Regions from separate parts of the Homo sapiens genome. Here region 1 is linked to region 2. Evidence: chromatin loops called from intact Hi-C (ENCODE). Cell type or tissue: chondrocyte. All regions are shown on one strand. Each heading gives the region's core, and the rest is flanking DNA. Links, peaks and the distances in the headings are about the cores only.

The links. A loop is a pair of places that touch in the nucleus more often than their neighbours do. Peaks named below come from ENCODE experiments on the same cell type or tissue, not always from the same donor. Only the 100,000 strongest peaks of a DNase experiment are listed, where the experiment ranks them.
Region 1: a loop joins it to region 2, with 6 times the contacts of the local background. A loop is called at or near these places in 4 of 110 quality-filtered maps.

Annotation. Positions count from the first base shown.
Region 1 is chr10:84,738,765-84,749,844 of GRCh38, reverse strand. No RefSeq gene overlaps it. Among named protein-coding and RNA genes, the nearest start is that of CCSER2, 420 kb to the right of the region's middle. In chondrocyte, for the core only: CTCF peaks have their summits at 5,951 and 6,158 (motif pointing right); no DNase peak of the experiment used is centred there.
Region 2 is chr10:84,368,306-84,379,385 of GRCh38, reverse strand. It overlaps CCSER2 (coiled-coil serine rich protein 2), which reads right to left. Exons shown (of 10, transcript NM_001284240.2): 2 at 6,917-8,372; 3 at 5,571-5,767. The coding sequence starts at 8,333. Among named protein-coding and RNA genes, the nearest start is that of CCSER2, 45 kb to the right of the region's middle. In chondrocyte, for the core only: a CTCF peak has its summit at 4,272 (motif pointing left); no DNase peak of the experiment used is centred there.

The DNA.
Region 1 (11,080 bases), core at 1,250-9,249, 370 kb before region 2:
CTCTCTCCCCTTCTCTTTTATGTTCTGCTTTCGGATGGTTTGTTCTGTTGGTTTTTCTCATTTTGTAAATTGGACATTTATCTCATTCATCTTCAAGGTTTTTTCTATAGTAAGTATCTGAGTTTATCTGAATTATCTCCTTTGCTTCACCCCATGATTGGGTGTATGCGTACATACAAACATGTATCTATACATATTTTTATTGCTTTTCCACTTATATCTTTACATTATGATTTATTTGACCTGTTCGTTAAAGTGTTTTTTGTTTCTTTTTTGTTTTGTTTTATTATTATTATACTTTAAGTTTTAGTGTACATGTGCACAATGTGCAGGTTAGTTACATATGTATACCTGTGCCATGCTGGTGTGCTTCACCCATTAACTCATCATTTAGCATTAGGTATATCTCCTAATGCTATCCCTCCCCCCTCCCCCCACCCCACAACAGTCCCCAGAGTGTGATGTTCCCCTTCCTGTGTTCATGTGTTCTCATTGTTCAATTCCCATCTATGAGTGAGAACATGTGGTGTTTGGTTCTTTGTCCTTGCAATAGTTTACTGAGAATGATGATTTCCAATTTCATCCATGTCCCTACAAAGGACATGAACTCATCATTTTTTATGGCTGCATAGTATTCCATGGTGTATATGTGCCACATTTTCTTAATCCAGTCTATCATTGTTGGACATTTGGGTTGGTTCCAAGTCTTTGCTATTGTGAATAATGCCACAATAAACATACATGTGCATGTGTCTTTATAGCAGCATGATATATAGTCCTTTGGGTATATACCCAGTAATGGGATGTCTGGGTCAAATGGTATTTCTAGCTCTAGATCCCTGAGGAATCACCACACTGACTTCCACAATGGTTGAACTACTTTACAGTCCCACCAACAGTGTAAAAGTGTTCCTATTTCTCCACATCCTCTCCAGCACCTGTTGTTTCCTGACTTTTTAATGATTGCCATTCTAACTGATGTGAGATGGTATCTCATTGTGGTTTTGATTTGCATTTCTCTGATGGCCAGTGATGATGAGCATGTTTTCATGTGTGTTTTGGCTGCATAAATGTCTTCTTTTGAGAAGTGTCTGTTCATATCCTTTGCCCACTTTTTGATGGGGTTGTTTGTTTTTTTCTTGTAAATTTGTTTGAGTTCATTGTAGATTCTGGATATTAGCCCTTTGTCAGATGAGTAGGTTGCGAAAATTTTCTCCCATTCTGTAGGTTGCCCGTTCACTCTGATGGTAGTTTCTTTTGCTGTGCAGAAGCTCTTTAGTTTAATTAGATCCCATTTGTCAATTTTGTTTTTTGTTGCCATTGTTTTTGGTGTTTTAGACATGAAGTCCTTGCCCATGCCTATGTCCTGAATGGTATTGCCTAGGTTTTCTTCTAGGGTTTTTATGGTTTTAGGTCTAACATTTAAGTCTTTAATCCATCTTGAATTAATTTTTGTATAAGGTGTAAGGAAGGGATCCAGTTTCAGCTTTCTACATATGGCTAGCCAGTTTTCCCAGCACCATTTATTAAATAGGGAATCCTTTCCCCATTGCTTGTTTTTCTCAGGTTTGTCAAATATCAGATAGTTGTAGATATGCAGCGTTATTTCTGAGGGCTCTGTTCTGTTCCATTGATCTATATCTCTGTTTTGGTACCAGTACCATGCTGTTTTGGTTACTGTAGCCTTGTATTATAGTTTGAAGTCAGGTAGCGTGATGCCTCCAGCTTTGTTCTTTTGGCTTAGGATTGACTTGGCGATGCGGGCTCTTTTTTGGTTCCATATGAACTTTAAAGTAGTTTTTTCCAATTCTGTGAAGAAAGTCATTGGTAGCTTGATGGGGATGGCATTGAATCTATAAATTACCTTGGGCAGTATGGCCATTTTCATGATATTGATTCTTCCTGCACATGAGCATGGAATGTTCTTCCATTTGTTTGTATCCTCTTTTATTTCATTGAGCAGTGGTTTGTAGTTCTTGAAGAGGTCCTTCACATCCCTTGTAAGTTGGATTCCTAGGTATTTTATTCTCTTTGAAGCAATTGTGAATGGGAGTTCACTCATGATTTGGCTCTCTGTTTGTCTGTTGTTGGTGTATAAGAATGCTTGTGATTTTTGTACATTGATTTTGTATCCTGAGACTTTGCTGAAGTTGCTTATCAGCTTAAGGAGATTTTGGGCTGAGACAATGGGGTTTTCTAGATATACAATCATGTCATCTGCAAACAGGGACAATTTGACTTCCTCTTTTCCTAATTGAATACTCTTTATTTCCTTCTCCTGCCTAATTGCCCTGGCCAGAATTTCCAACACTATGTCTAATAGAAGTAGTGAGAGAGGGCATCCCTGTCTCGTGCCAGTTTTCAAAGGGAATGCTTCCAGTTTTTGCCCATTCAGTATGATATTGGCTGTGGGTTTGTCATAGATAGCTCTTATTATTTTGAGATACGTCCCATCAATACCTAATTTATTGAGAGTTTTTAGCATGAAGTGTTGTTGAATTTTGTCAAGGGCCTTTTCTGCATCTATTGAGATAATCATGTGGTTTTTGTCTTTGGTTCTGTTTATATGCTGGATGACATTTATTGATTTGCGTATATTGAACCAGCCTTGCATCCCAGGGATGAAGCCTGCTTGATCATGGTGGATAAGCTTTTTGATGTGCTGCTGGATTCGTTTTGCCAGTATTTTATTGAGGATTTTTGCATCGATGTTCATCAAGGATATTGGTCTAAAATTCTCTTTTTTGGATGTGTCTCTGACTGGCTTTGGTATCAGGATGATGCTGGCCTCATAAAATGAGTTAGGGAGGATTCCCTCTTTTTCTATTGATTGGAATAGTTTCAGAAGGAATGGTACCAGTTCCTCCTTGTACCTCTAGTAGAATTCAGCTGTGAATCCATCTGGTCCTGGACTCTTTTTGGTTGGTAAGCTATTGATTATTGCCACAATTTCAGATCCTGTTATTGGTATTTTAAAGTGTTTTTATATGCACAGACTTAAGAGTTTTAGAAATGTATTTCTTTTTCAAAAAAAATTTGTATTGTTAATATCACTGTTAATAAGACAATTCTATATTTTGTGAATCCTGACAAAATGTGCCAAAGACACATTAATTATGTGATATTCCTGCCAAAAATATATAACATGATCATAGTGGAGAGAAATATCAGAAAAAGCTAAACTGAGGAATATCCTACAAAATTACCAGCCTATGCCTGTCAAAAATTTCAGGTTAAGGGAGACTAAAGAGATGTGACAAGTATATGCAGCACATGTTTCTTGATTGGATCCTGATCAATTTAAACTTTTGCTCTATCAGACATTTTTGAGACTATCGGTAAAATTTGAGTAAGGTCTTTAAATTATTAATAGCTTATAACAGTGTGACTTTCTGATTTTGCTAATAATGTCATGGTTTCTTGAGGAAAAAGTCCTTGTTTTTTAGGAAATGCATACTGAACGTTTAGGGTTAACAGAGTATTGTATATGCAACTGGTTCTGGACAAATTATACAGAGAGAAAATGGTACAGTAAATGTGGTAAGATGTTAACCTTTGGAAAATCTAAGTGAAGTTATAGGAATGCTTTGTACTGTTTTGCAGATTTATTGTAAATCTGGAATTATTTCAGAATAGAAAATTTAAAAAATAGCTTTTGTTGTTGGTTCTAAGTAATTGCATGTGGTCAAAGAACATGTGAGTATGATCGAGCTTGGGCAAATTATTATGACCTTTCTCTGCATCAGCCTTGCCATCTGAAAAATGAAAATAATAGTACCTATATCATAGATTGTTGTGAGAGTAACTTAAGACATTTAAAATACTGAGAACTCATCCAGGCACAAAGTGTATAAATATATGTTGTAGTAAGCTGAATAATGGCCCCCAAGACATCCGGTCCTAATCCATGAACCCTATATTACCTTACATGGAAATGAGGTCTTTGCTGATGTGATTAAGTTGGGGATCTTGAGATAGGGAGATTTTCTTGGATGATCTAGATAGGTCCTAAGTGCAATCACAAGTGTGTTTAATCAGAGGCAGGGAGATTGCAGACAGAAGAAGAGAAGACAATGTGACCATGAAGCCAGAGATTGGAGTGATGCAGCCACAAACAAAGGAATACCAGTAGCCACAAAAAAATGGGAAGCATCAAGTAACAGATTCTCTCCTAGAAATTCTGGAGGATGAAGCATCCACCAGCAATTTGATTTTGGTGTAGTTATATTCATTTTGGACCTCTGGCCTCCACGGAACTGTGAGAATGAATTTCTGTTATTTTAAACCAAAAAAAAAAAAAAAAAAAAAAAAAAAGAATGTTCCTTCAAGAATGACCCAATCACAAATCCTGGACTTGGACAATTTAAGCTCTTACCATAGACAAACAATGAAAATAGAACTGCAAAACAGCCTGTCAGGAAACCTGATCTCTCAGAAAATTTGAACAAAATTGAAACATCTTAAAACGATGAGGAATTATTTATTTGGCACCTTTGAAAAAGGAACAGAATAAACTTGAATGTCACTATGGAACCATTTAAATTAGTATGGGAAGTAGTTAAAAATAGAACTGATGTTGCAGAAAAATCAATTAGTAACATAGAAAATAGAGTTGAGAAACATATAGAATGTCAAAGAAATTAACACAGCGGAAAATAATATGAATAAGTATTTTTGTATCCACATGTTGCCTGGCTGTTCTGGCTGCTGACAACATAAACATGAAGAAACCGTTTCCACCTGCCCTTAAGGTGGTCACAGCTCAGTAAGGAAGATAGAGAAATAAATAGATAGCAATCTAGATGTCATTAATTGATACCAACTCACTATCCCAGAATCACAAAAATATAATTTTTATTATAGTAGCCACAGATGGTATACAAAAAGAAAGATAAAAAACAAGACACATTAAGAATATCCTATTGCTCTTAAAAGAAACTATGTATAGGCTTTATTCTCAGGATACTCACTAGCACATCCAAAAATCAGGAAATATTAGCATTAGTCTCCTAAATAAAAGGATAAAAATTCAAATTGTTAACAATCTATTTTGACAGAAAAGATGAAATGTATAAAACTACATATCACTATATGTGAGATAAAGCACAGCCATACACAGAGAGAAACATAGATGCCTTCAATGTTTTTGCCATTTCAAATACTATGGTCCCATTAGGATATGGGGTAGTAAATAAAGTATTGGAAAACCAAAAACACAGGAAATACCACAATGTAAATAAACAAGACAATAGCAAATATAGTTGGGAGAAAAAGTAAAATTATTTTCAAAATTATAAAAGACTTCCTTCATATCTTTACCTGGTTGAAAGTTAATATAGTTTATATTAATATTATAAACTATTAAAGAAAAAAACAAAGAAAATATAAAGGTCTTAGAACAAATGAACATCTTAAAAATAAACAAAATGTTGAATTGTTGTACTAAAAATTTAATAGAGGAATTACAGTTTGGGGTACAATGGACTAAGTGTAGTCCCCGTGTCTCTCCCACTGAATGCAACTATAAAACCTGAACAAAGACTGAAAGAAAAAAAACAAAAAACTGAAATCTAGAATTGGGCACCAGCGTGTAAAAGTAACTCCAGGAAAAGCCCTCTAGTTCTGGTTCAATAAACAGAAAGGGGATTTCTTAGTACCTAGAGAAAGTATGGAAATCTTCTTGCGTTAATTTTTTTTCTTCCACATTCTTGGGTCCCAGGCCCCATACAATCTCTTTGTGATGGCAGCAGAGATGGAATGAGAGCCCACAGGAATCCAAGTTTTGAGTGAGGAAAACTGCTTTTTGCAGTCCATGGAGCCCCAATCCCAAGAAGGTGGGTCAATCCTCTATTAATTTTATTTCTCCTTGTGTCTTCTTGCTGTTTCTCTCTAGATGCAGAAGCATATATGGAGAAGCAACTAAATCCCCAGTTTTCTGACATAATAATTAAAAATCAGAGGCCCAGGAAACTATATAGAAAATAATAGGCAGGAAATCAGAGAGAGGGAATAGCTTGGGAAAGAGGCACCATAAAGATTTGTTAATGAATTTCTGTTCTCACCCCAAAGTTGACCATGGGTAGATCTGATTTAATCAATACAGCAAAGAATTTAAGGATGGAACTCACAGATTATTGCCCAGGTCTCAGAGTGGCCACTGGGTGGCACACACACAGGACAACTAAAAATAACATTGCAAAGACTCTGAAAACTGAATTAACTTTGGGACTGCAGTCCACAGAAGGTGGGCTGGACTGTGTGTCCTAAACCTAAACAGGTTGATTGCTTGCTGAAACAAAAATAACATTTAACATAAATATTTTTAAAGACTCAGTACCTCATGACATAATATTCATGCCCAGGAACAAATCCAAAAGTACTCAATATATGAAGAATTAGAAAAATATCACTTCACACAGGGCAAAAAAAAATCAACAGATGCTAATGTAAAAATAAAATATATTAAAAATATCTGACAAAAAACGTAAAGCAATTGGCCAGGCATAGTGGCTTACACCTGTAATCCCAACACTTTGGGAGGCCAAGGTGTGAGGATTGCTTGAGGCCAAAAATTTGTAACCGGCCTGGACAACATACAGAGAACCCATCTCAATAAAAAAATAAAAAATAAAAATCAACTGGATATGGTGTTGCATACCTATAGTCCTAGCTACTAGGAAGGCTGGGGCAAGAGGATCCCAGTTCGAGGTTACTGTGAGCTATGAACATACCACTGCACTCTAGTTCGAGTGACAGAGGGAGACCCTGTTTCAAAATATGAAAAAGAACTTAAAGCAGCTATCACAAAAATGTTCCACCAAGTAATTTCTAACACTCGTGAAACAAATAAAAAAATAGACAGTTACAGCAAGAAACAGAATTGGACAGAAATAGTACAACTGAACAATACAATAACTACAATTGGAAAAAACCTCACTAAAAGGTCTCAATATTGGAATGGATATGACAGAGGAAGGGATCAGTGAACTCAAAGATAGTTTAATAAAAACTATCCAGTCAGAGTAACAGAGAAAAAATAGATTTGAGAAAAATTAACAGGGCCTTCGGAACATGTGCGATAATAAAAAAGGTCTAACATTGTATCGTTAGAGTTCCAAAAGGAGATAAGAAAAGAATGTAGACCTGAAAAAAAATGTTTGAAGAATTAATAGCTGGAAATTTCCTGTTTAGCAACAGACATAAACTTAAAGATTCAAAATGTTCAACAAATTCCTAAGAGGACAAACCCAAAGAAATCCATGCTCTGTGACACATATGCAACCTGCTAAGAATAGAAGGCAATTAAAAACCTTTAAACAGAGACAAGCTACGCATTATTTGTAGGAAAACAATAATTCAAATGACAATGAATTTTTTATCAGAAATCATGGAGTTCAGAATAAAGTAGCACACATTTTTAGGTACTGAAAGGAAAGAACCATCAGCCCAGATTTCTTTATTCAGTGAAAATATTCTTCAAAAAATAAAAGAGAAATAAGATATTCTCAAATAAAGAAAACCTAAGAGAATTATTTGCCAGCAGACCTGCTTTAGAAAAATATTGTTAATGCAAATTTTTCAGATAGAAGCAAAATAATACCAGAAAGAAAAATGGAACATAAGGAATGAAAGAAGAAAACAAAATGGTAAATATCTGGGTAAATATAGACTACTTTCTCTTGAGATCCTTAAGATATGTTTCATGGTTGAAAGTTAAAATTATAACATTGTCTTGCAGGGTTTTCAATGCACCTAGTAAGAAAAGGGATCTATATGGTGGTAAGATATATCAACATCCATTTGATGTTGATAAAATATGTAGTCTAATTAGACTAAATATAAAGTTAAGTAATTCTCTAGAGCAATTACTAAAATAAATTTCAAGGAGATATAGTCAAAGACTCAATGGGCAAGTAAAATAGAATACCAAAAAATATTCAAAAAGTGCAAAAGAATGCAGAAAATAGAGAATGGAGATACAAAAATGAAGAGAACAAACAAAACTAAATAATAAAATGGTAAAGTGGAATACAAATATATCAATAACTGTATTAAATGTAAATGGTCTGAGCACACCAATTAAAAGACAGAGATCATTAGAATGGGTAGCAAAACATAATACAACTATATGTTGTCCATGTGAAATCTAATGCTTCAAATAGGTTATAAGGAAAAGGATAGAAAAAGATATACCATGCAAACTCTTACAAAAGAAGTTGGAGTTGCTATATTCATATCAGACAAAGTAGATTTCAGCACAAAGAAAATTACCAGAAATAAAGAGAAACCTTACATAATGATTCAACAGTCAATTTGTCATGAAGATATAACAACCCTAAATGTGTATGCACCTAACAACAGAGCTCCAAAATACAGGGCATAAAAACTGAGAAAACTGAAGGAGAAATTGACAAATTTTCTGTTACAGATAGAAATTACAATGCTCATAGATTGAATATCAGAAAAAAATATAGAACTCAACAATACCATAAATCAATAGGATCTAACCAACATTTTTTGAACACTTCATCCAACAATAGCAGAAGTCACATCCTTTTCAAATTCACAAGAAAGATTCACTAAAATATACCATATCCTAGATTGTAAAACAAATCTTAACAATATATTTTTTTAAGAGATGGTGGTCTAGCTATGTTGCCTAGGCTGGTCTTGATCTCTAGGGCCCAAGCGATCCTCCCGCTTCAGCCTCCCAAACTGCTGGGATTACAGGAATAAGCCACCACACCTGGCCAAACCTTAACGAATTTAAAAGAAAAAGAATCATACAAAGTATATTATCTTATTATAATGTAATTAAAGTAGAAGTCAAAACAGGGAAAATTCTCCAAACACTTGAAAATTAAAAAGTACACTTGTAAAACCAGTCAAGCAACAAAAGAGTAAAAAGCAGTAAGAATTTACTAGAGGGGTATGGTAGAGGGCACAGAGAGATCCCCTCTGTGCACAGATGCATAGGAAAGGTCTAAAACTAAAGGCAAAGCTGGAACAATGATAATATTTTTCTAGTACCCCAGTTTCCACTCTATGCACAAAATAATATCAAAATAACTTCAAGACAGTGGTACATTGAAGGTAAACAGAACAAGTCAAACATACCCCAATTCCTAAATATAACTGAACTGTTTACACTTCCATCAAAATATTAATCAAAAGAAGGATGGATAAGCCATATTCCTAACAGGTAACATAAACTTAAGAACAAGGAATATTACCAGGAATAAAGAGGAGCATTTCATAATAAGAAAGGGATCAATCACAAAGAGAACAGAACAATCTTAAATGTCTATGCAACTAAAAACAGAGTATCAAAATAAGGAAAGCAAGAATTGATGGGACTAAAGGCTAAATTTTAAAATCCACAATTTTAGTGGCAGACATCAAAATCTTCTCTTAGTAATCAATAGAACAAAATCAGAATATACATTAGACTTAAAAACATTACAAATTAACTTGACCTGACTGACATCTAGAGAAATCATTCATGAGCAACTACGGGATACATGTTTTTCTCAAGTGCACATGGAATATTCACCATGATAAATCATACTCCAGGTCATAAAACATACTTCAACAAATTTAAAATGATTAATGTCATATAAAGTATATTCTCTTATAAAAACAAAATTAAACTTGAAATCAATAACAGAAGAATAGCTAGAGATATCCAAATATTGAGAAATTTCAAAACACACTTTTGCATAACCCGTAGGTCAAAGACCAAGTCAAAAGAGAAATTAGAAAATATTATAACTTGAATGAAAATGAAAACACAGCATACATTAATTTGTGAGATGCAGTACTTGGCAACAATTTTAGCATTAAATGCTAATATCGCAAAAGAGGTGTGCCATTTATTAATTTATTACATCTCATTTCTATATTTATTTTCAATGTATGTTCTGTGATAATAGAATTAATTTAAGCATCTTTCCTGTAAATTCAGCACAATGTTGTGCTTTCTCAGTAGAGGGCACTGGAAGGACATTGCAGGAGGAAGTCCCTCTCCTGGGAGGAAGACACTCTCCAGCTGCTGCATGGGAGAAAGTAGGGGAGTGGGTCAAGAGTGTAGACCAAGTGTACAGTATTTTCAAAGTCTAGTGTATTACAGCAAAAAACAATAATAATAAAATAGAGACTGAAGGGAAAAAAAAGTCTCAATTTGCTGAAGACATGATTGTCTGCATAGAAAATCCAAAAGAATCTATAACATAGCTACTAGGAATAAAAAGTGACTTTAGCAAGATCATGGGGAAGAAGAACAATGCAAAAAAATTAATTGTACTTCAATATACTAGCAATGAACAAATGGAAGTTGAAATAACATTGAAAATAACACAAAAATATGAAATATTAGGTATAAATCTAAATAAGGACAAAATATGTAGGCTGAACACTGTAAGACAATAATGAGAAAATTTGAAAAGATCTAAGTAAATGAGTGAATAAGAGAATATATGGGCCGGGCCTGGTGGCTCACACGTGTAATCCCAACACTCTGGGAGGCCGAGGTGGGCGGATCACAAGGTCAGATCGAGCCCATCCTGGCTAACACAGTGAAACCCCATCTCTACTAAAAATACAAAAAATTAGCTCGGCATGGTGGCACGCTCCTGTAATCCCAGCTACTCGGGAGACTGAAGCAGGAGAATCACTTGAACCGGGGAGGCAGAGGTTGCAGTGAGCCAAGATCATGTCACTGCACTCCAGCCTGGGTGACAGAGCGAGACTCCATCTGAAAAAAAAAAGAAAAAGAAAAGAATATACTATGTGCAGGATTGGAAGACTCATTATTGTTAAAATATTATTTCTCTTCAAACTGATCTATGGTTTGAAAGCAATCACAAGAAATTCCAGCAGGATTTTTTTTCAGAAGTCAGTGACCTAATTATTATATGGAAAAACAAAGGCACTATAATAGTCAAGCTGATTATGAAAAAGAACAAAGTTGGTGAAATTACACTATCTGACATTAAGACTTACAATGACCTTACAGTAACCAAGACAGCTTCTATTAGTGAAAGAACAGATACGCATGTCAATGAATCATAATAATGAGTCC
Region 2 (11,080 bases), core at 957-8,956:
AATAAGCACAATATAGAAAAATCAGCAAAGCCCAAATTTGGTTCTTGGAAATGAAGAAAAAGAGAGGAAACACCAATAACCAGTATTAGGAATGAAAAGCAGACGTCCCTATAAGATGTTAAAAAGAGGATAATCCTAAACAACTTTCACCAACAAATGACAAGTTTAGATGAAATGGACAAATTTTCAAAAACCAACACGAATATACATACAAATTTTAATATGCCAATATCTAAAAATTAAAACTGTTATTAAAAACCTTCTCATAAAGAAAACTCCAGGTCCAGAAGGCTGAATTCTGGCAAATTCTTTTACATACCTAAGGAATAAGCACATTAGTTGTACACAAATTCTTTCAAAGGACAGAAAAATAAGAAACACTTCTCAACTCATTATAAAGCCAGCATGATCTTGATACCAAAACATGGCAAGAACAAGTAGAAAAACAAGAAAATTACAGAGTAGAACAATCTTACTCATGAACATACATGCAAAAACATAGACTATTAGCAGAGCTGGGTATAGTGGCATGCACCTGTAGTCCCAGCTACTTGGGAGACTGTGGGAGGAGGATTACTTCAGCCCAGGAGTTCAAGGCCAGACTGGACAAAAAGAGACAGACCCTATCTCTTTTCTAAAAATTAATTTTTAGGCCGGGCGCGGTGGCACATGCCTGTAATCCCACTATTTTGGGAGGCCAAGGCGGGTGGATCACCTGAGGTCAGGAGTTCGAGACCAGCCTGGCCAACATGGTGAAACCCTGTCTCTACTAAAAATACAAAATTTAGCCAGGCGTGATGGCAGGCGCCTGTAATCCCAGCTACTCGGGAGGCTGAGGCAGAAGAAACGCTTGAACCTGGGAGGCAGAGGTTGCAGTGAGCCAAGATTGCGCCATCGCACTCCAGCCTGGGTGAGAAGAGCGAGACTTCGTCTCAAAAAAAAAAAAAAAAAAATTTAATTTTAAAAAATAATTTTAAAATATAAAAATTAGAAAATCTAGTTTAACAACATTTGAAAAGATAATACATCACGACCAAGTGAATGTATTCTAAGAATGGAAAGGTAGTTTACTATTTGAAAATCAAGCCATGCAATCTACCACACTAACACAAAAAAAACTTCATTATCTCAACAGACGTAGAGAAAGCATTTGGTAAAACTTAATATTCATTCACAACAAAAATTCAGCAAACAAAATAAAAGAGAATTTCCATACTCTGATTAAACTCCCTCTCAACTCCCAAAAACTTTAATGGTGAACTATTAAGGCTTTCTCTCTGAAATTCTATCACCATTTCAATTCAACATCACGTTGGTGGTCCTAACTTGTGTAATAGGGCAAGCGCTGGGGTGGTGAGGCAACTTTTTTGCAAATGGTATGATTATAGAATGTATATACAAGTTCCAAAATCATCCAAAGGCAAATTATTATAACTAGTAGATGAATTTACAAGGTTATTAGAAAAGTCCAATATACATGATAAAAATCAGGTATATTTGTATATACAACAAAAACTCATAAAATTATAAAAATGGTACCACTTACAGTGTCAAAATCAAACATGCATAACATTTTATAGAAAAGTACAAAACATTAGCAAGAAGTATTTCTAAAGTCTGAAATTAATGGAGGACTATATCTCCATCATAAATATGTCAATTCTCTCCAAAATCATCTATAAATTCAATGCAATCCCATTCAAAATCCCTGCAGGTCCTTCCTGGAAACGGACAAGCTCATTCTAATATTTAATTGGAAATACAAAAGGTTAAGAAGTGCTACAGAAATCTTGGAAAAGAACAAAGCTGGAAGACTTACCCTACCAGGCAGCAAAATTTATTTTAAAGCTACGATAATGAAAATAACATATAACTGACAAAATAAACAGAAATATTTGTCTATGCAATGAAATATTTATATATGCAGTCACTGATTTATGACAAAGATGACCCTGAAGTACAGTGGGGGAAAGATGACTAAAATAAATTAATCGTGACATCTATCTCACACCATACAGAAAAATAATTTCCAGATGGGGACTAGAGACCTACAGGTAAAAGGTTAAAAATAAATAATGCTTTTAGAGCAAAACATTGAAACATATATTCATGATATTAAGGTGGGAAAAGACTTCACAAACAGTTTTTTAAAAAGTGGTAACGGTAAAGGGAAAACTTGTAAAACTGGACAATATCAAAATTGGTAAGTTCTATATCAACAGACACTAAGAGATTTCAAAAGCAACTCACAGTAAAGAATACACTCTACATATATAAAATGTAAATATACACATGAATACAAACATCTACATATTGATATAAAATAAATATTTATGTCAAAAAATATGAAGAATTTTTACAAATCATTAAGAAAACAAACCCAACACAAGACACTTCACAGAAGAGGATATATCCTAATGGCCCAATAAACATATGTGAAGGTGCTCTGTGAGTAGTTATCAAAAAATACAAGACAAAATCTCAATGCAATACTACTATACCCACAAAATAGCAAAAATGCAAAAAGGCAGAAAGCACCAAGAATAGACAAGAAGGTGAATTTTCCGGAATGTTCATTTACTGCCAGTGGGGAGTGTAAACAGGCACAATCACTTTGAAACACTGACAGCATCTTTATCCATCAGCATAGCCTATAACCCAGGAATCTCTCTCCTACACATTTTCCCAACAAAAATGAATAAGTGTTCACCAAAAAAACATATATCAAAATCTTCACAATCATGCAATACTCTAATAGCCAGAAACTGGAACCAACCTAAATGCCCATGAACAATAAGATAAGTTGTAGTATATTCACACAAAGGAATATGATACAAGAGTAAAGAAACTACAACTGACAAATACATAATATTAATGAAAAGAAGCTAGATATAAACCAGCACCTTTATGATTTCATTTATATAAAGTTCAAGAACAGTCAAAGCTAATTTATAGTGACCGAAACCAACAGTGATTGCAGAGTAAGAGAATGACTGACTGAAAGGAACAGAAAGGGAACACTCTGGAGCGATGGGAGTATTCTATATCTTAATATGGATGATTGTCAAACAAGCATACAAATTTATCAAAATTCTCTGGTCTGTCTGCAGAAGATTTGTGCATTTTACTGTACGTAAATCAGACCTCTGCATAATACTGGTAGCATGTAAACAAATAAATAGCCAGGATTCTAGACTGGTGTTATGAAAAGTAATCAGTCTACAAACTATTTGTTGGGATCCTTGACATGATTAGGAGATTGCATCAGAATGTATATCAACACATTGTTTCTTTCAAAAAGGAAGACTTACTACAAAAACAATGTCAGCAGAAATGAACAGTGGGTGGAACTAAACTGTGTTAGAAGTGACACAGTTGATGTACATTCTAGTGAAAGCTCCTTATCTTTACCTGGACTGGTAGAAGCAGTGTTGCAGAGACAAGAAAAGTGAGAATATGCTAAAGGTCTTGAGGGGTTAAGTAAGAGATACTACTTTGAACCACTGTAGGAAAAAAAAAAAAGAAAAAGAAACAGAAAAAAAAAGCAAGACAATTTAAATAAAAATAATAAGATGGCAGAGTAAATACAGTCCAAGTATAACAATACAAACATAAAAGGATTAAACTCACTAGTCAAAAGAAAAAGACAAACTGAAAATTTTAAAATAATAAACTATTTGCTATACATAAAAAAGGCTGATAGTAAAAGAAGAGAAAATATATAAATAAAACTGGTAAGGTATATTAATATTTGGAAAAAAAGGAGTGTGAAAACAAAAAGCATAGTTAGAGATAGAGAAGATCACTAAGTAATGATGGAAAGTCCAATTCACCAAAAAAAAAAAAAAAACAAACCAACAATTCTGAACAGGTACACGCCTAAAATTTATACAAAACAAAAAATTCACGTAACTTCAGAGCAAAAATGGTAAATCCTACATCACTGTACGAGAACTCAACACATGGTTCTCAACTTTTGCCATCAACTCTCTATTCTTTCTCAGACTTTGTCATCTTCTCCTTAGATCAGAAGAGAAAGACAGAAACACCATCTTGTTCCAAAGCACAGAATGGATGTTTTTTTCTTCCCATACCAATAGACATAAACCTACTGAACAAGGAGGAAACTCATGGATCTTAAGGACTAACAGTTAATCCAGATGCATTCTGAAATCTTTGACAGAAAGCTATTTTGTGATTAGTTACAGGAACAATGAACTGAATCAAGGTGGTTAGCCTCCAAAAACTGTCAGGTACTAAGTGGTTTATTGCTGCCATCTGCTGGACACCTTTTTCATTTGCACTTCAATCATATTTGCCTTAAAACTCCTAGTAAGACAGCATATAAGGTCTTAAACTGTTATCTTTTCTGAGCCTCCTTTATCTAATGAGATGAAGACACTGTCTCTAAATTAAATGTTTGTATGCAAGGTGTTGACAACGGTTAAAAAAAATGTTTGTGCAATTTAAGCCTCCGTTAACAATGGCTTAAGTAAAAGGTTTATAGGAGTATAGAAAATTACATTGCCTGAAATCCACTTGGAATTTAATATATCCACAGACTACCAATTTTCCCATACAACTACTGGAAAATCGTATTTTATATACTGAATAACTGCAATGAGTCACTTTAAACATACCAATTACACTTTACCCATATGGCATATTATCCACATTACTTGCCATGTTTCTTAAAATATGCACATATAAATTCATGGCAGGTCTTCTAACACTTGCCCATAGCTGATTCCCTTGCCTTCCAGGCACACACAAAGATTACACTTCCTGTCCCTTTAGTACTCAGATGGGACCACATGATTAGTTCTGGTCAACAGATCATGAACGGAAGTGCCAAGTGTTGCCTGCAGGCCAATGCAAGTAATTATATGTGTGAGACCCTCTGGCACTCTCTTCCTCTGCCATAGTGAAAAGAAGGGACCTCAAAAGATGGTCAAGCCCCAAAATCAAAGTAGTTTAGATCACTAAAGACAGCTGCCCTAGAGAGCTGTCCAGACCCACAACAAACTTTCTAAGAGTAAAATAATACACTTGTATTGTATTATCCCACTGAGAGTTGGCACTTCAATGTTACCTCAGTATAGCACAGGCCAAGGTTTCTCAACAGCAGCAGTACTGCCATCTTAGGCTAGATAATTCATTGTGGTCTCTGTCTTGTGGACTGTGGGATGTTAAACAACATCCTTGGCATCTACCCACTAGATGCCAAGAAGCACTCATCAATATGACAACCAAAACCACCTCCAGTCATTGACCTCCTCCCCCAGTCTTTGAGAACCACTGGCATAGATTAAACTACTAATATAGTATGCACATATGTATGAGGAATATATATGTAAACATGTTGAGTATATTTAAGTCAAATGTCATATATTCTCCATGCTTTATTTCATATTAGAGTCAGATATTTTATAGGCTCTTAACAAATATGAATTTCCATTTCTCAAAGTAGTAAAGTTAATTCATAAATTTTTTACAAAATCAATCATATCACAAGTCTCTCTATAGTAGGGTAAACAAAATATTCCAAGAGTATATAAATCCATACATACTATGCTGTTCATTTCAGAGGACTCATAGCTCCCAACTGGATGGACATTTCCAATGGGTTCCAAGCCTTCTTCATCCCACATGTATGTTCCATCAGAGCTATCAGATGGAGAGAGTTCAAACGAAGAACCAGCTCTGTAGTCTGTATCTGGTGAAACCAAATTATTCCCAGAAGTATGTTTTGTACATTCACTCCTGTCTTCAAGAGAAAAAAGGTTACTGATTCACAAAAATATAATTGTTTCTCGTGTCCTAAAAATATAAGTGCTAATAATTTGATATATCATAGCAAAAAAGCTGGCTCAAAAAAAGCACTCATAACTGTAGCATTTTCTATATCCTAAGCAATAAAAACATCAAGAGCCAAAATCTTTAAAATAACCTACTGAAATATTTTCTAATAGAGGAAAAGAAAATTCATTTAGTCATCTTTCACTTCTGTAATATTTCCAAAAATGTAAATAAACCCTCATATTCCTATATTTCCCAAGATATTTATTTTTAAACACTGGCCAGGAAACTCCTTTTCCTCTGTGTACACTATTTAACTTCATAGATTAAATAATGTAGGGTACTCATAATTGCCTCCCTATAAGGAAATAAACTTGTTCCGGCAGTCTCTTTTAGAAGACCTATAGACAATCAAGGGTTTGTACATGCATTTCTATGCACGATCTAGTCCCCTGATTATACCACATGTCTATATCTAATCCCTTTAGTTGTTCTTTATTCAGGTATATGGGCATACAAATACCAAATACATTTTATCCAGCATTTAGTAACAGGATAACCAAACATAAGAGGAAATGTTTAACAGGTATTATTTCACTTTCTTCAGTTTAATAAATAAATAAAGCTCTCTCAGGAAGTGTATCTAAAAAATTGCTAAACAAGAAGAATTTTCTAGGATAAAAAAATCCGTGAGATTAGACATAACCTATATTATCTCATTGTACCCTTTGGTACAGCTTTACTCTTAACAAATAGCAATGAAATGCTATCCTAAGAGAAGAGATGGTTTGTTTAATGGCATACCACACTGGTTGAGGTAAGCAGGGGAAGTCATTTAGAAGCACTGCATATACTAAGCAGGAATAGGCTGTGTATAACAGCCAAAGAACAACAAAGGTTAAGAGTGGTTTTATTAATATTGTCTTGGATAGGGTGAAAAATGGGGTATGGAGCAAAAGTCACAGGAAAATAAACGTTAACCCACCTCAATTTTGTCTAGATCTATCCCTCCGTGAAACTGATAATATCTTGAAATCTATCTGAAGATAATCCTAAATGTAAGTTCAGTTATATTATTTAAAAGAAAGCAAAAAAACTTAAGGTAAGTAATATTTACCAGAGACACTTATATCTATCCATTCATCAGTTTTACTGAAGGCTTTTTCATTTTCCTTGGGGGAATCAAACATATCCTGTGGTGGCCCATTTTCATGTTTCTCTTCTTTGAGAGACATTTCCTCTGGAGTTATTCTAGTTCTGTTGGAGTCTTCTATATCTATAAAATCATCACTAAAGTCTTCACTTAAATCATTCTTATCAGAAGATGACAAAGACGACAAGGAAATGTCATCCACATCATCACTCAGGTATCTCATTTTAGCATCATGTTTCATGGTCTGGTTGTTTTTTGTTCTATAACTTTCATTTTCAATCAGTTCTTGGTCCTTATTAGCAGCTCTGTCCTTAGCCAAAACTGTAGCATCTTCCTCTACACATGTGTCAGCAGGTGAATTTTTATTTCCATCAACTGTCATAGTCCCAGAAAATGGAGATCGGCTAGATTTCAGTAGAGAGGGATGAACCATTCTATAACCTAAAGTAGAAGTTACACCTGGGCCATTTGGTAAAGCCAACTTCTTTCCACCAGCAGCATAAGGCCTATTAAATCCATACCCCAAATGTTCATTCCCATTGAGTACTTCTGGCTGCCGGGAATTTCTTGTTAGCATACTTGACCGTAGAGGCACTCTAATGGATAGCTGTTGGTTCTGATAAGGCTTTGTAAGATCCACAGCTCTATTAAAGGAATGTGATCTGGTTATAGATGAAGGTGGAAGGAATGAATTCTGAATGGAATGTGAAAAACTTTGTGACCTTACCATTTTTTCACAATTAATAGATTTACTACTGTCTGGGGATTGAGCTAAGCTTTCTCCAGAACTGCTTCTGGTGGCACAGGAGTTCGCTCTAGGCCTTTGCATGCTACCAGCTGATCGGTTTCCATAAAATCCATTCAACTGTGATTTTGGAGTATTGATCGAAGAATATGAAGTCCTTCCTAATAATGTGCCTTTGGTGAATTTACCCAAATTAGATGGTCCAGAAAAAGACTTTTGGTTTAACTCCTCTGTAGATGACACAAACATAGTGGATGGCTTTGCTAACTTTGATGTGAATAAAGAAACACTTTTCAAACCTCCCTTTATCCCATTTTTATCAAACATTCCTTGAGTAGGAACACGTTTTTCAGGATCAATTATTTTATCATGTGAATTTTGAGTATTGTTAGGCTCTTCGACACCTTGTGCACAAAGCTGATATTTATTTGCTTTCCTCCAATTAAATGAATGAGATGATGGACAATCAGAGCCATTATTTTTGATGTAACTTTTGACATTACTATTCTTGGAAGTTCCTAATAAATTAACAGGTGTCCCATTTGGCATTGGCTGCAATGTACTTCTTACAGATTTTGTTCCATACTTTGGCAACTTGGAACCCAAAAATGTCTTGATTTGTGTTTTTTCTTCCATGAGCTATAAGGTGCATTTGTTCTTAAAAGTTGAAAGAATCTGTGAAGAGAAAAAAGAAGTACATTAAACATTCCTAAATAAGGATAATTACATGAATTATTACATAATATGATACTTACACTTTTATACGCAGAAAAACCCAAAAGCTACTCATGATTCCTACAGAACTCCTGGCAAATACCGAATGCACTAATTAAATTAATAACTTTATGTTGGAAGAAAATAAAGAACATTTTTATAAACTTTTATAAATGTATGCTATGAATGACAGCAAAATCTAGAAATAAAATTAAACCACCAAATTTGACTATGTAAAAAATAATACTTACAGAGTACTTCTTCCAATTTCCAATCCAAATAATTTTTTCATTTTGGGTAAAAGTCTCTCCTTTAAAAATAAGAACATATGGAAAGCCACAGCCAGTGCACTCAGGCAAGAGAATGAAATAAAAGGCATTCAGATTGGAAAAGAAGAAGTCAAACTATCTCTGTTTGCCAATGATATGATTATATATCTAGAAAATCCTACGGACTCCTCCAAAAGATTCCAAGATTTGATAAATCCAGTAAAGTCACAGGTTGCAAAATCAAAGTACACAAATCAGTAGCATACCAACAATGACTAAGCTGAGAATCAAGAACTCAATCCCTTTGACCATAGCTGCAAAAAAATAAAATAAAATACCTAGGTATACTTAACCAAGGAAGTAAAAGATCTCTACAAGGAGAAGTGCAAAACACTTCTGAAAGAAATCACAGACAATGCAAACGAATGGAAATACATCCCACACTCATGCATTAGAGGAATCCATATCATGAAAATGACCATGCTGCCCAAAGCAGTCTACAGATTCAATGCAATTTGTATCGAAATACCAACATCATTTTTCCCAGAATTAGACAAAACAATCCTAAAATTCATATGGAACCAAAAAACAATCTTAAACAAAAAACCAAATCTGGAGGCATCACATTACTCAACTTCAAATTATACTACAAGGCTACTATAGTAACAAAAACAGCATGGTACTGGTATAAAAGTACATACATAGAGCAAAGGAACAGAGTAGAGAACCCAGAAATAAAGCCAAATACAATCAACTGACCTTTGACAAAGCATACATAAATGAAAATTGGGAAAAGAACGCCTTATTCAATAAATGTTGCCAGGAAAACTGGATAGCCACATGTAGAAGAATGAAATTGGATCCCTATCTCTTACCATATACAAAAATCAACCAAGATGGATTTAAGACTTAAATCCAAGGCATGAAACCATAAAAATGCTAGAAGAAAACCTAGGAAAAACTCTTCTGGATATTGGTCTAGGCAAAGAATTTACGACTAAGACACAAAAAGCAAATGCAACAAAAAAATAAATGAGACCTAATTAAACTAAAAAGCTTCTGCTCAGCAAAAAATAATCAGAGTAAACAGACAACCCACAGAATGGGAGAAAATACTTGCAAACTATGCATCTAACAAAAGATTAGTATCCAGAATCTATAAGGAACTCCAACTAATCTGCAAGGAAAAAAATAATCCCATCAAAAAGTGGGCAAATAACATCAACAAACATTTTTCAAAAGAAGGTATACAATGACCAAGAAACATGAAAAAAAAATGCTCAACATCACTAATCATCAGGGACGTGCAAATTAAAACCACAATGAGATATCACCTTATCCCAGCCAGAATGGCTATTATTAAAAAGTCAAAAAACAATAGATATTGGCATAGATGTGATGAAAAGGGAACATTTAGGTACTGCTGGTGGTAATGTAAATTAGTACTACCTCTATGGGAAACAGTATGTAGATTTCTCAAAGAACTAAATCTACCATTTGATCCAGCAATCTCACTACTGGGTATCTACCCAAAGGAAAACTGTATCAAAAAAAAAAAAAACCTGCATATGTATGTTTATCACAGCAAAATTCACAATTGCCAGATGTGGAACCAACCTAAGTACCCATCAACCAATGAGTGAATTAAAAAAATACACCATGGAATACTACTCAGCCATAAAAAAGAATGAAATAATATCTTTTGAAGCAACGTGGATGGAGATGGAGGCCATTATTCTGAAGTAATTCAGGAATGAAAAACCAAATACCACATGTTCTTACTTGTAATTAAGAGCTAAGTTATGGGTATGCAAAGGCATACAGAGAGGAATAATGGACACTGGAGACTCAGAAAGGGGGATGATGGGAGAGGGATGAGAGATTTTTTAAAAACTACACAATGTAGTAGGGTACAATGTATACTATTCGGGTGGCACGTGCACTAAAATCTCAGACTTCACCACTACACAATTCATTCATGCAGCCAAAAATCACCTGTTCCCTTAAAGCCAGTGAAATAAAAGGTAATTAAAGAACATATTATTTTTTTAAAAAAATACATGGTTTTATAAAAGCTAGAAGACATTCGAAAAACCTTAATTACTAAAGTCATGAGAATTTTTTTTTATTTTTAAAACAACTGATTCCAAGTCAACCCTGGCCTAAGAAGTAGAGTTCCTATAATACATGTTATTATGTCAAAAGTAAATATTTAGAAAATCGTACAAATGTTCAAGTATAGAGTGAAAAAAGACTAAAGAACGTCCTGTTACCAACAACTAAGAGATATATATATATATTTGTGTGTATGTGGTTTTTTTCAGCAGAAAACCTATCAGTTACACACTGTAATACAAAAAACTATTTAAACTAAGAACTTATAAAGTTTAAAAAGTAGCG